Regions from separate parts of the Homo sapiens genome. Here region 2 is linked to region 1. A link is a contact called in ENCODE Hi-C data. All regions are on one chromosome and are shown on one strand. Each heading gives the region's core, a stretch centred on a gene start or an enhancer-like site at or near the end of the contact. The rest is flanking DNA. Distances are from core to core; before and after follow the strand shown. Region 1 holds the start of ABHD13 (abhydrolase domain containing 13). Region 2 overlaps ITGBL1 (integrin subunit beta like 1).

The links. Hi-C counts contacts between places; a loop is a spot of excess contacts on that map. Pooled maps may share reads with other maps.
Region 2: a map of naive thymus-derived CD4-positive, alpha-beta T cell shows a loop between it and region 1 (23-fold over the local background). The contact joins the enhancer-like site here to the promoter of ABHD13 in region 1. A Hi-C loop is called at or near these places in 1 of 168 maps with a recorded cell type or tissue (naive thymus-derived CD4-positive, alpha-beta T cell), 1 of 37 single-sample maps with no recorded cell type and 8 of 50 pooled maps.

What each region holds. Positions count from the first base shown.
Region 1 is chr13:108,217,142-108,223,228 of GRCh38, forward strand. It overlaps ABHD13 (abhydrolase domain containing 13), which reads left to right and starts at 1,251. Exons shown (of 2, transcript NM_032859.3): 1 at 1,251-1,518. It also overlaps a transcript of LIG4 not described here. RefSeq lists an enhancer at 924-1,253 and a silencer at 1,534-1,773.
Region 2 is chr13:101,624,808-101,630,922 of GRCh38, forward strand. The region is part of intron 7 of ITGBL1 (integrin subunit beta like 1); the gene reads left to right. Among named protein-coding and RNA genes, the nearest start is that of ITGBL1, 180 kb to the left of the region's middle. Within about 2 kb of position 2,389, at least 5 of the 41 ENCODE cell types and tissues checked have a DNase peak (open chromatin) inside an H3K27ac peak, as active enhancers do.

The DNA of each region.
Region 1 (6,087 bases), core at 1-2,500:
GCTGAGGTGAGCGGATCACTTGAGGTCAGGAGTTTGACACCAGCCTGGCCAACATGGTGAACCCCCGTCTCTACTAAAAAATACAAAAATTAGGCCGGGCCTGGTGGCTCACGCCTGTAATCCCAGCACTTTGGGAGGCCGAGGTGGGTGGATCACCAGAGGTGGGGAGTTTGAGAGCAGCCTGGCCAACATGGTGAAATCCCGTCTCTACTGAAGAAAAATACAAAATTAGCTGGGCGTGGTGGCGCATGCCTGTAATCCCAGCTACTCCGGAGGCTGAGGCAGGAGAATCGCTTGAACCCGGGAGGCGGGAGGTTGCGGTGAGCCGAGATCTTGCCATTGCACTCCAGCCTGGGAAACAAGAGCGAAACTCCGTCTCAAAACAGCAACAAAACAAAAACAAAAAGTAGCGGGGCGTGGTGGCGGGCACCTGTAATCCCAGCTAGGTCAGAGGCTGAGGCGAGAGAATCGCTTGAACCAGGGAGGCGGAGGTTGCAGTGAGCCGAGATCACGCCATTGCACTCCAGCCTGGGCGACAAGAGCGAGGCTCCATCTCAAAAGGAAAAAAAAAAAAACCCACAGATTTATGAAATATCCTCTGTATATATAAAATAGGGGACATAGAATAAGGAAAGCCCAAGGGAGGGGAGGCACACATCTGTAAACAAGTGTGTACACTTCAGTGCACAGGGGGGTTGACAGCGAAGCTAATGAAGCCCAAGTTTTAAGGGCCCATTTTTGCGAACACTTCCAAGGCCTTGAGAGGGGCCCTAACGAGGTGTTCCCATGGTCGTGTACCTCGGTAAAATTTGCAAAAATAAGACAATTTTACATTATTTTTCTTTAAAAGGGCTCTCCAAATGGCACAAGGTTCAGGCCTCACAAAACCTGCATTCGCCCTTGACAGTCCACTCTCGTAGAGGTAAAAGGAGAAAAATAGTTATGGAAGCGCTTTAAATCGTGGACCTCATTGCGACACCCTTAACAACCCTATCAGGCAGAACAAATTGCTCCGCAAACCTGCGGCTTGCAGAGCGATGGTGGACTCCCGAGCTCATCGGGTCCGGCACCTCTTCACCACGGAGGCCTCGGGTACGGAACTGGAGGGAGTCCTGGTGCTCGGAGGAGGGTGGAAGGCCAAGATCCCTAGGTCCTGGAGCAGGGAGCCGGGCCCACGCCGCCGAGGTATCTTTTCCGTCCGGGCCACCGTCGCGGGGGCTCACTGGCAGCGGCTTCTGCGCATGCTCGGAAGAGCGGGCAGGGTTCCCACTCCGGGAGCGGAGACGGAGAACAGGTTATGTGGGAGCCGGCGGGGGCATTTGCCGGCGACACCCGAGCGGGGGCCGGAAGTGGGGCCACAGCTCGCAGCAGGAGCTCCGGGCTAGACCGTGGCGCCGGCAGCGGCCCCTGGGCTGGAGGAGGATGATGAGGAGCGACGGAAGCGACGCGGGGGTACGCTGCTGCGCGGCGCCCGGTTTCGTGCCCGCGGCCGACTGCGCAGCCTGTCCGCGAGTCTGAGTAAGTGCGGCTCGGGGACCCCGAGCCCGCGGGGCCCGAGCGCCGGTCCGCTCCTTCTAGGAGGGTCGCGGGGAGCCGCCGGCTCCTCCAGGCGGGCGCGAAACCCTCCCGGGAGGCTGTGGGGGGAGCCCCGGGGCTAGTGCGGCTTCCCCTGGGGGTCGTGCGGGGGCCGAGCGCCGGGGGTTGTGGAGGACCAGCCCGGGGTGCAGCCCTGCCGGCCGCCCCGACTCCGCTCACCACTCACCAGGGGAAGCAAACTGAAGCCAAATACCTGTTTTGGAAACTAAGGTGCGCGCATTGCCAGAGGCTCGCCGGGTGTCGTTTTGTAATTGGAACCTAAAACGTATCTTAGTGTTCTATGTCAATTGTATTTCCAGTAATGTGTACAAACCTAAGATCCCTAAAATCCAACCCTCCGCTCCCCCACCCTCCCACACAGACATGAAAAGTAAAATAGAATAATTCCAGCTACTAGGTTGGAGAGAGGGAGAGCCCCGATCTAATCACGACAGTAACAGGTTTAGACCTGTGAATATCATGACAGGAAGTTCTGGGGTTATTCAGGAAACATCAAAAAAGCACCCCATACAATCGAAGTCAATTTTGCTGTAGATTTTAGTCAACATTTAAGTAAAATGAATTACTAGTATTACTACCCAAGGTATCGAAACCAAAAAAAAGTCCGTCCCCATTTAACAACTCTTATTTATGTTTACTATGTGATAGTAACTGGATAGAAAGAGATGAGTATATTGGCTTTGTGTGTTGATATTGGATTTTTCACTGATCTCTTTTGACGGGAGGGGGTTCGTGGATCAATACTTATTTGTATGCATGCTTAGGGAAATCACTCGTCTTTGACTAAAATATCAAATTTTATTTTACTGTGTAAGATTTCTTGATTGCCGATTTAGTGTTAATGTCATGATATCCTACCTAAGACATCAGCTGCTCAATTAAATAATCGTTAATAGAGGCCCACTATGCATCAGGCACTGCTGCGTACAGAAAATGTAGAGTTGAATAGGACGAGGTCTCTGTCATCGAGGAACTCACAGCCTGTGTAAGCAGGTTAATTACGCTGTAATAGTAACTTCTGCCACGTAAGTTTGCACAAACTACAGAATGTGGAATGGGTGGCAGGAGGGAATAGGGGTCCAAGGAAAGCTTTCTAGAGGATCTACTACCTGAGTTTGGTTTTAACAGAGAAAGAGTGCATTGCTCTGATTACTTCCTGTGTTCAGATACGGTACCTCTAGGGAATCATATCCATTATTTGATCTAGGACTAATAGGGCTTCTAGTTGTCCTTACTTTCACATACTCTGCTATAGTACATAATTAAGTAATTTAAATTTTGTCTCATAGAAGTAGCTGCACTTAACACACTATTACATTTTATCTCAACAGTAGTTCAATTTAATCTTTCATCCTCCTTTTACATACGAGGAAATATATATTTAGAGAGGCTAAGTGAGTTGGCAAAAGCTACCTATCTCTTAACAGACCATGACTCAAAACACTGTCTCCTTTCCATTGCACCACACTGCCTCCCACTGACAGTTAACTTGGAATGATTAAAGCAAGCCAGGTACCTACAGGTAGCCCTTGGCACACTGCCCTCTTCTTGGGCACATCAAAGACCTCTTGGCATGTGGATAAGAGGGTTTACTAACCAAATTGCCCTGGGCTAACAATATAACTTAGTGATAGGTGCAGGAAACTGTTGGATCTAACATTTTCCCATGATCTCTTCTCATAACTTATCTCAGGGGAATCTATTTCTGTTTCTCTGTTTAATGTATTACCCAGATTCTGAAATCTTTCTAATCCTTGTTTAGTTGCCCCAGGAAAGTCTTAAGACCTTTAAATAGCCTTTTTTCGTGTGGACTTAAAAGATGCTCTAGTTCTTCTAAGTAAGATATTTTTCCTCAAATGACAGATTTTGTAATACATTATTATATTTTATGTTTCTGTTTCACATGGTGTGAACTCCTACAACAGTATATTCTGCTGAAATCCCTTGCAAAGATGTAGTATTTCCAGTACAGGGACTACATGCATTTATGAGCTAGCCTGAGAATCTAGATACTTCTAGTAAGGCTTCTAGTTGTACTTACTTTCACATACTCAATGTTATATAACACTGGTTTTATACAAAACAAATATTCTAAGTTTCATCCATCTAGTTTATAGGTAAAGTTTTAGAACATTGCCCATTTATAAATTGGAAACTTTGTGAATTTCATTATCAGTCTAACATCACTACAGTTTTAGGCTAGTGGATTTGTTTTAAACATTTCAGATATTTATAATCTCAGAACAAATTGTGGTTGGCTTCCATAGTAACAATAATCTCTCATTTTACTTCTGCCAGAGTTGACTCTATTTGCCAAGATTTTCAAGCATGAAAAAGCTACTAAGTAGCTGCCTGGTATAATTTTTGAGCTATCTGCTCATACAGATTTAAATCCTAGTTAAAGATGCTGTCTGAACCATCCAGTTATTATCCAGCATCTCCATAGGCAGTTACTGTTCATTTGTCCCATAGGACTATTAATACACACTTTTTCATTATTGATGGCATGTGGGTAACCATTAGGGAAATAGATAATTCATTCTGTGGTGTCTCCAACACCTTGATAGCAGCTATTTGTGTTTCCATTTCAGCTGTGCAGCTGGCATGGTTTCTTAACTTCCCAATGCTTAACAGAAGAGGAGAGAGATTGATATAAGAATACTGAATCTGAGTTCCACATTACTTCACATGTGATTGGAAGCTGTGATTCACCCAGAGTAATTAATGAGCCCATGGGGTGTGGGGTCCTCATTCTCTGCTGGGATGTGGATGTCGGCATTGACACACGAACTCCCTTTCCACTTTTTACAGTCTTCACTTGAACCTGCACATTTTTTTTAAATGTATGAACAGTTTTTATTTTTAAACAAGCTGTTCCCAAAATTATCAATCTAGGATGGACTTAAAGATCTTTAAAGAAATAATAGTGCCTTTATGACTTAGGACTTTTTAATTGTATTTGAAATTGTTTAGCCTTTTGCCAAATTGTTTTTCGGAAATTCATTGTAATTCACTATGGGTAATGCACTTTTTTGTATTTTTAAAAGACCATTTGCTGGTGGCAGAATCCGTAACTCGATATACAATATGCAAAACAATGTACACTTTTTTTTTTTTTTGAGACATAGTCTCACTGTGTCACCCAGGTTGGAGTGCAGTGGCACGATCTCAGCTCCCTGCAACCTCGACTCCTGGGTTCAAGTGATTCTCATGCCTCAGTCTCCCTAGTAGCTGGGATTACAGGCACGCGCCACCATGCCCGGCTAATTTTTTGTAATTTTTAGTAGAGACGGTGTTTTACCATGTTGCCCGGACTAGTCTCAAACTCCTGAGCTCAGGCAATCCACCTGTCTTGGCTTCCTAAAGCGCTAGGATTACACGCATGAGCCACCATGCCTGGCCCAATGTACACTTTTTAATTAAAAATAATTAGAATAACTAGAATTTAATTTGTAGGGCAGTTCTGACCTTCATTAAAATACAATTTTTATTGTAAAATGTTATCTATGATACAATAGATTTGTCTAATTTATTCTCCTACTAACCTTACGGCAATAATTACAATGTATTTACTCCTATACTTTTGAGTTTCAGTTCTTGATATATATAAGTTTTTATTTATTTTTAGTTTTTGGAGAAAATATTACTGGGTAAAAACCTTAAATATATTTATATATGTTATAATGCAGAAAGGATTTAAAAAAATGTAATATATCTTTCTTAATTTGAAGAAGGCAAGTCTCTGGGGCATAAGGCAATACAGTTATATGGTTAAATAGTATGGAACCGTGGTTCTCAAGCTTTTTGGTCTCAGACCGTTTACATTTTAGAAATGTAAAGATCCCAAAGATTTTTTTGTATGTATGTGGATTATATAGATATTTATTGTGTTAGAAATTAAAACTGGAAGTTTATAAAGTGTATAAATTAAAATTGGAAAACTGGAAGTTTATAAAGTGTATAAATTAAAATTGGAAAACTGGAAGTTTTAATTCATTTAAAAATAGCAGTAGTAAGTTCATTACATACTCACATAAATAAAATTTTATATAAAACAATTGTAATTACAAAAAATAGAGGTGTGGGATTATATTTTTGTAATTATCTTTAATGTCTGCCTCATAGAAGACAGGCAGATTATTAGGCTCTTAAAGTGAAACATGAAGAAAGTCAGGCTCACACAAATTTGTAGTTGTAAAGGGAAGAGTATTGTAGTAGAGAATTGTGGGTACTCGTTGGTACGACTCCATCACCCAACAGGAGGCACTTCCTTAAAGGTCAGTTATATTGTGCCATCTGAAACCTACATCAGAGAAATTGTTGTCTCTTGTTACATCAAAATCTGTTGGTTTGTAGTGAATTTTTTACTCACGTTTGCTTGATTTTGTGACACCATTCATTGGTCATTTGGAATATATTGGTTTATGGAGTTATGCAGATTTTTCCAAATGGTGACATGTTTAATATTAATAGATTACCACAGTGCCATCA
Region 2 (6,115 bases), core at 1,139-3,638, 6.6 Mb before region 1:
CAAACTGCAGCATCATTCATGACGTGGCTAACATTTACCTTCATTTTCGTAGGGGGTGGAGAAAGGTATTTTTTTATAGTAATAAAATACAATCTGTGAATTCTGCCATATACCAAATTAAAAGAGGTTTTGCGGTACAGCTTTCCATGGAGACAAGGAACAGGTAATTATTCAGAGATAATGCTTCTGAAACAGAACATTGTCAGTATATAATGGTTCCCTGCCGGTAGATAAATGCAGAGGCAAAGACAGCATATTTATTTTTTAAAGCAAGAGACATTCAGTGATGCAATTGCAACTCTTGAAATTACCTTTCCTGTTTTACCAGATGAAAGGTTGTAGATTTAATCATCATGCCTGATGGAGCACTGGTGTCACAAAGTGACAGAAATAAGCCCAGTGACAGCAGCCCTGCTGTGTACAGATTGACTTAGTAAACACTCTTGGCACAGACTTTAGCCGTTGAGGAACTTCTTAGTTATAAATGGGTGGATTCTCCATATAGCTGCTCAAATTCTAAATTCATTATATTCCTGCCAGTTAAGCCTTCGTATGTCTTTGCTTTGCCAATGAAAACTCAGCCGGCCAGGAACAAATCATATACAGACTTAATTTGAATTCAAGGGATGATATTGCTTCTTCTGTAGGTTAAGGGTTGCAGTGGTAGCTCGATAGTTGTGTAACTACACTGCACTGCAAGGGCTCATCAGGTCCCACTCAGTATTTTATTTCTAATAATAGTAATGGCTAATTTTTTTTTTTGAGATGAAGTTTCACTCTTGTTGCCCAGGCTGGAGTACAATTGCACGATCTAGGCTCACCGCAACCTCTGTCTCCTGGGTTCAAGCGATTCTCCTGCTTTAGCCTCCTGAGTAGCTGGGAATACAGGAGCCTGCCATCATGCCCAGCTAATTTTTTGTATTTTTAGTAGAGACGGGGTTTCATCACGTTGGCCAGGCTTGTCTTTAACTCCTGACCTCAGGTGATCCACCCACCTCGGCCTCCCAAAGTTCTGGGATTACAGGCGTGAGCCACCGCACCCGGCCAGTAATGGCTAATTTTATTGAGCATTTAATGATGCGTTAGACACTGTTCTAAAGACTGCACATGTATTTTTCATCAACCCTATAATGTATTTTTAAAATGCGGTAGATTTCTCTTTTACCCAGGGAGAAAGGAGAACTTAAGGGAATGGCTTGGATCTGATCACATGGCTAATAAATGGTAGAACTTCGACTCATTGAGTTGATGGGCCTCTTAACCATTGTACCTTTGCTATTCAAAGTGTGGTTTGTAGACTAACGGTATCAGCATCAAATTGTATTTCAGATACAACTTCAGACCCAGTTAATCAGAATTTGCATTCTAAAGAGATCCCAGGTGATTTGTAGTCTTCATAGACAGTGTCTACAAACTTTTCTGGAATGCTTTTGCTATTTTAAAATGAAGATCACTACCACCCATGGATTTTTATAGCCTTTCTCATCATCTTTGATCTATTAAGCACTTTGAAAATTACACTACAATTTAATGGCACAGAAAAGAATGAGTTTTGTGGACATTTTAATTTTAGAAAAATGTCATTGTAAGTGAATAACAATTTTCTCCGAAATAAGCAGCTTACCTTAGAAGTTAGCTTGGGACTGATTGATGTGAGTCCCCGAGAGATAGCCCTTTTGCTGAATCAGACAGATCTTTCATCTATCTCTAAAAAGTACCATCTACTCCAGGAAACCTGGCAGTTTCTACTACCTTTATCTGCATTGCTTTGCTTGTGACAGTCCTTTGCATATATGATGGCCTTTTTCAGTGCTTTCTAAAGCTATTTTTAATACAAATGAAGGATTTGAATTTAAATTAAAATCCAGCTGCACACATTATTATTAAAGATAATTTCGTTGTGGAGAAAATCTAATCAGTAGATATTTTTATTGATGTTAATGTGCCAATTCTCAGACAATAGGAGTACATCTTTTTTTATAAAGAAATCATTTTAAAATTGATCCTAATTTCAGAAACCTTAAAATATGAAAACAACATTTTAGAGTTAAGGGTTTAGCTAATTAAATGTTTTCCAAATTTAATCTTAGTGTTTCTTCAATAGGGAGACACTGGTATATCTTAAAAAGAGCCCTGGACTAGGAGGCAGAAGATCTGAGTGAAATCCTGATTCAGACACTTATAGGCTGTATGACTTTGCGTAGGTCATTTAACCTTTTGGAGACTCCTTCATCTTGTCTGCAAATAAAGATAAAACACGAGAATTAAATAAGGATTGAAACTTGCGGTTTTCTGTTTCACTCATTTCTGTAACAGGTTTCATGTTTTACTTTCATTTTCACTGCTTCTCAAAGTGTAGTCTGAGTTATAAGATTCCTCTTTCATGTAATTTTTTTTTATATTTCTTACAAGTTTTTTTGGAATTATGACCACAGACCATAGCTTGTAGAAAACATGTGATATTTCAATGCTTTTTGTAATACACTTTATTTTTTAGTGCACTTTTAAGTTCACAGTAATACTGAACAGAAAGTACAGGGAGATCCCATATACTCCCTGCCCTCACCCATGCATGGCCTCCCCTGTCATCATCCCCCACCCCACCACAGTAGGTCTATTGGTTACAAGTCAGGAACCTACATTTACACAGCACTATCCCCCAAAGTAATTATTATAATTTACCTTAGGATTAACTCTTGGTATTGTATTTTCTATGTGTTTGGTAAATTTTATAATGACACGTACCCACCATGACAGTAACATATAGAGTAGTTTCACTGCCCTACAAATCCCCTGTGCTCCACCTGTTCACCCCTCTCTCCCTACAACCCCTGGCAAGCACGGATCTTTTTACTGTCACCATAGTTTTGCATTTTCCAGAGTGTCATACAGTGTGTAGGCTTTTCAGATTGGTTTCTTTCACTTACGAATATGCACTTAAGTTTTTTAAGTGTGTTTTGATGGCTTGAGAGCTCACTTCTTTTTATTGCTGAGTAATACTGCCTTGTCTGAATGTACCACTGTTTATTTAACCATTCACCTACTGAAGGACGTCTTGGTTGCTTCCAAGTTTCGGCAATTATAATGTAGCTGCTGTAAACGTTGGTTTGCAGGTTTTCATGTGGACATTAAGTTTTCAGTTCCTTTGGGTAAATAACAAGGAGTGTGATTGCTGGATCATATAGTATGTTTAGTTCAGTAAGAAACTGCTGAACTGTCTTCCAAAGAGGCTGTAGCATTTTGCATTCCCACCAGCAATGAATGAAAGTCTGTGTTTTCTCCACATCCTTGCCAGTGTTGGGTGTTTTCAGTGTTCTGGATTTGAGCCATTCTAACAAGCGTATAGTGGTATTTCATCGTTTTAATTTGCATTTGCCTGATGACAATATATAATATGAAACATCTTTTTATGTACTTGTTTGCCATCTGTATGTTTTCTTTAATAAGGCATCTGTTAAGATCTTTGGGCCATTTTTAAATTGTTTTTCTCTTATTGTTGAGTTTTAGGAGTTATTTGTATATTTTAAGTAACAGAACTTTATCAGATATGTCTTTTGCAAATATTTTCTCCTTGTCTATGACTTATCTTTTTGTTCTCTTGATATTTCTTTTCTTTTCTTTTTCTTTTTCTTTTTTTTTTTTTAAGACAAAGTCTCGCTCTGTCACCCAGGCTGGAGTGCAGTGGCATGATCTCAGCTCACTGCAACCTCTGCCTCCTGGGTTCAAGCAATTCTCCTGCCTCAGCCTCCCGAGTAGCTGGGACTACAGGCGTGCACCACCATACCCAGCTAATTTTTTTTTTTTTTGTATTTTTAGTAGAGACTGTGTTTCACCATGTTGTCCAGGATGGTCTTGATCTCTTGACCTCGTGATCCACCCACCTTGGCCTCCCAAAGTGCTGGGATTACAGGCGTGAGCCACCACACCCAGCCCTCTCTTGATATTTCAATGCTTTTTACATGATCTAGTATATGATGGATATCTCTATTTTTCATAAATGTTCTGTGGATAGTTTAGAGAAGGTTGATTAGAGTAAGAGGCAAAGTTGACATATTAAATAAATTATCCTTATTAATTATTTTGTTCTGAGTTATATAATACTGCTTAGACTTTCTCATAATAGTAATCAACTTCTCATCTGTTTCTAACAGTTTTTATGTCATATATATTGATAATGAGTGATATTGACCAAAAATTCATGACTTCACATATTCCTTAACATTCAAATTATAGAAAAAGAAAATCATATGACCTTTTTGTTTTGTTTAGTTGTTTTGTGTTAAATTCTGCTGAGTCTGAAATTTAGGCTACCATGCCGTTTTTCTATATGCTTGATAAATCTTTGACAACCCTTTACATTTTATTCTTCTTCATTCCTTTGAGTCAGATTTGTCACTTTGGGGCAGCATACACTTTGATTTATGATTTTGTTAATTTTTTACCTAATCTACAAATCTTTGCTGTAAGAGAGTAGGGATTAAAATATTTGAGTTTACTATCATAATTGACATATTTGATTTTATTCCTGCCAACTTATTTTATCCTTTCTTCATACCATTTTTAATTTTGTGTCTTCTTTCAATTATTTTATAAAATACACTGCATACAGTTTAATGCCCAATCCTTTGAAAATAAATATATATTTTTATTTATCCTAATGGTTACCTTATATTATTTTAAAAACATTGTCAGTATTCATTTTATATCAAGGTCTCAAATTTAATGGTGTCATTTGTTCTTCATCTATTTAAAATGAAAGATATAGCATTTTTTCAATTTTCCTCCCATCTTTACTCACTGGAAATTATTAGTATAAACTTTGCTTTTTATAACTAGGTAAATAAAATTTTAACTATTTTATAGTGCTTCTGTTTTAATCATTAATTTTGATATTTCCATTGAGTTGTATAACCGTATTTATAGTGGTCCTTAAATCCGACTACTATAGGAATTGATTAACGTAATATAGACAGCCCCATTTTCCAATTCTCCCATATTTTGAGCCCATTTATTTATTTATTCATTTATTTTTTGAAATAGAGTCTTGTTCTGTCACCCAGGCTGGAGTGCAGTGACACAACCTCGGCTCACTGCAACCTCTGCATCCAAGGTTCAAGCAATTCTCCTGCCTCAGCCTCCTGAGTAGCTGGGATTACAGGTGCCTGCCACCACGCCCGGCTCATTTTTTGTATTTTTAGTAGAGACGGGGTTTCATCATGTTGGCCAGGCTGGTCTTGAACTCCTGACCTTGTGATCCACCCACATTGGCCTCCCAAAGTGCTGGGATTACAAGCTTGAGCCACCGCGCCTGGCCTTATTTATTTTTTTGTTAAAATTTCAAAGTAAATTTTGAAAGAATTTTATTTGGACAATTTGTTTTCTAAAACCTTGAATACCTAAGATTACTTTTTCTATTGCCCTAACCATGAACACAGTTTACCTTTGTTATTTAAAATAAGTATTGTCATTCAATATTTATTTTGAAAATAAAATAAATGACAAATCATTCAATATTTTGAATGACAATATTTTCTTTCTCTCTAAATGCTCCATTTTTGCTGTTTTAATTGTAAGAAATCTGATCCTTTGTAGGTGGTCTACATGTATTTCTCACTTGTATATTTAAATTCTTTCATGATGTGAATCTCTTAATTGATCTACCCACAGAGCATGGTAAGTTGTTTCTAACTTCACATTGAGACCTGGTTTTAGGTACAAAATGTATACTTCAATGGTTTCTTCAACGTCACATCTGGTACTGTTGCACTTGATTTTTCTTAGAGAAGACCCATAACTCCTAGATTGGATAGTTCTACATCTATCATCATCTTCCAGTGATTTTCCCTTATTCATTTCCTATGCATTTTTGAAATACTTTTCAGTTTGTATTCCAAATCATTGTTAGATCTCCCCTGGTAAGTGCTGATCTGCATTGTTTTCAATGGCAAATTTAATTTTACAAGTGTACTTTTATTTTCTTTGTTGTTATCTCTTTCTTACCTGCTCCCTTGTAATCTTAGTTGCCTCTCTGTCTCTGTATGGCATTTTTGTTATTGTTTAATTGGAGCTATATCTTTTACTGCAATCAGTAAAGATAAAGACTTCTTTTAGTGTT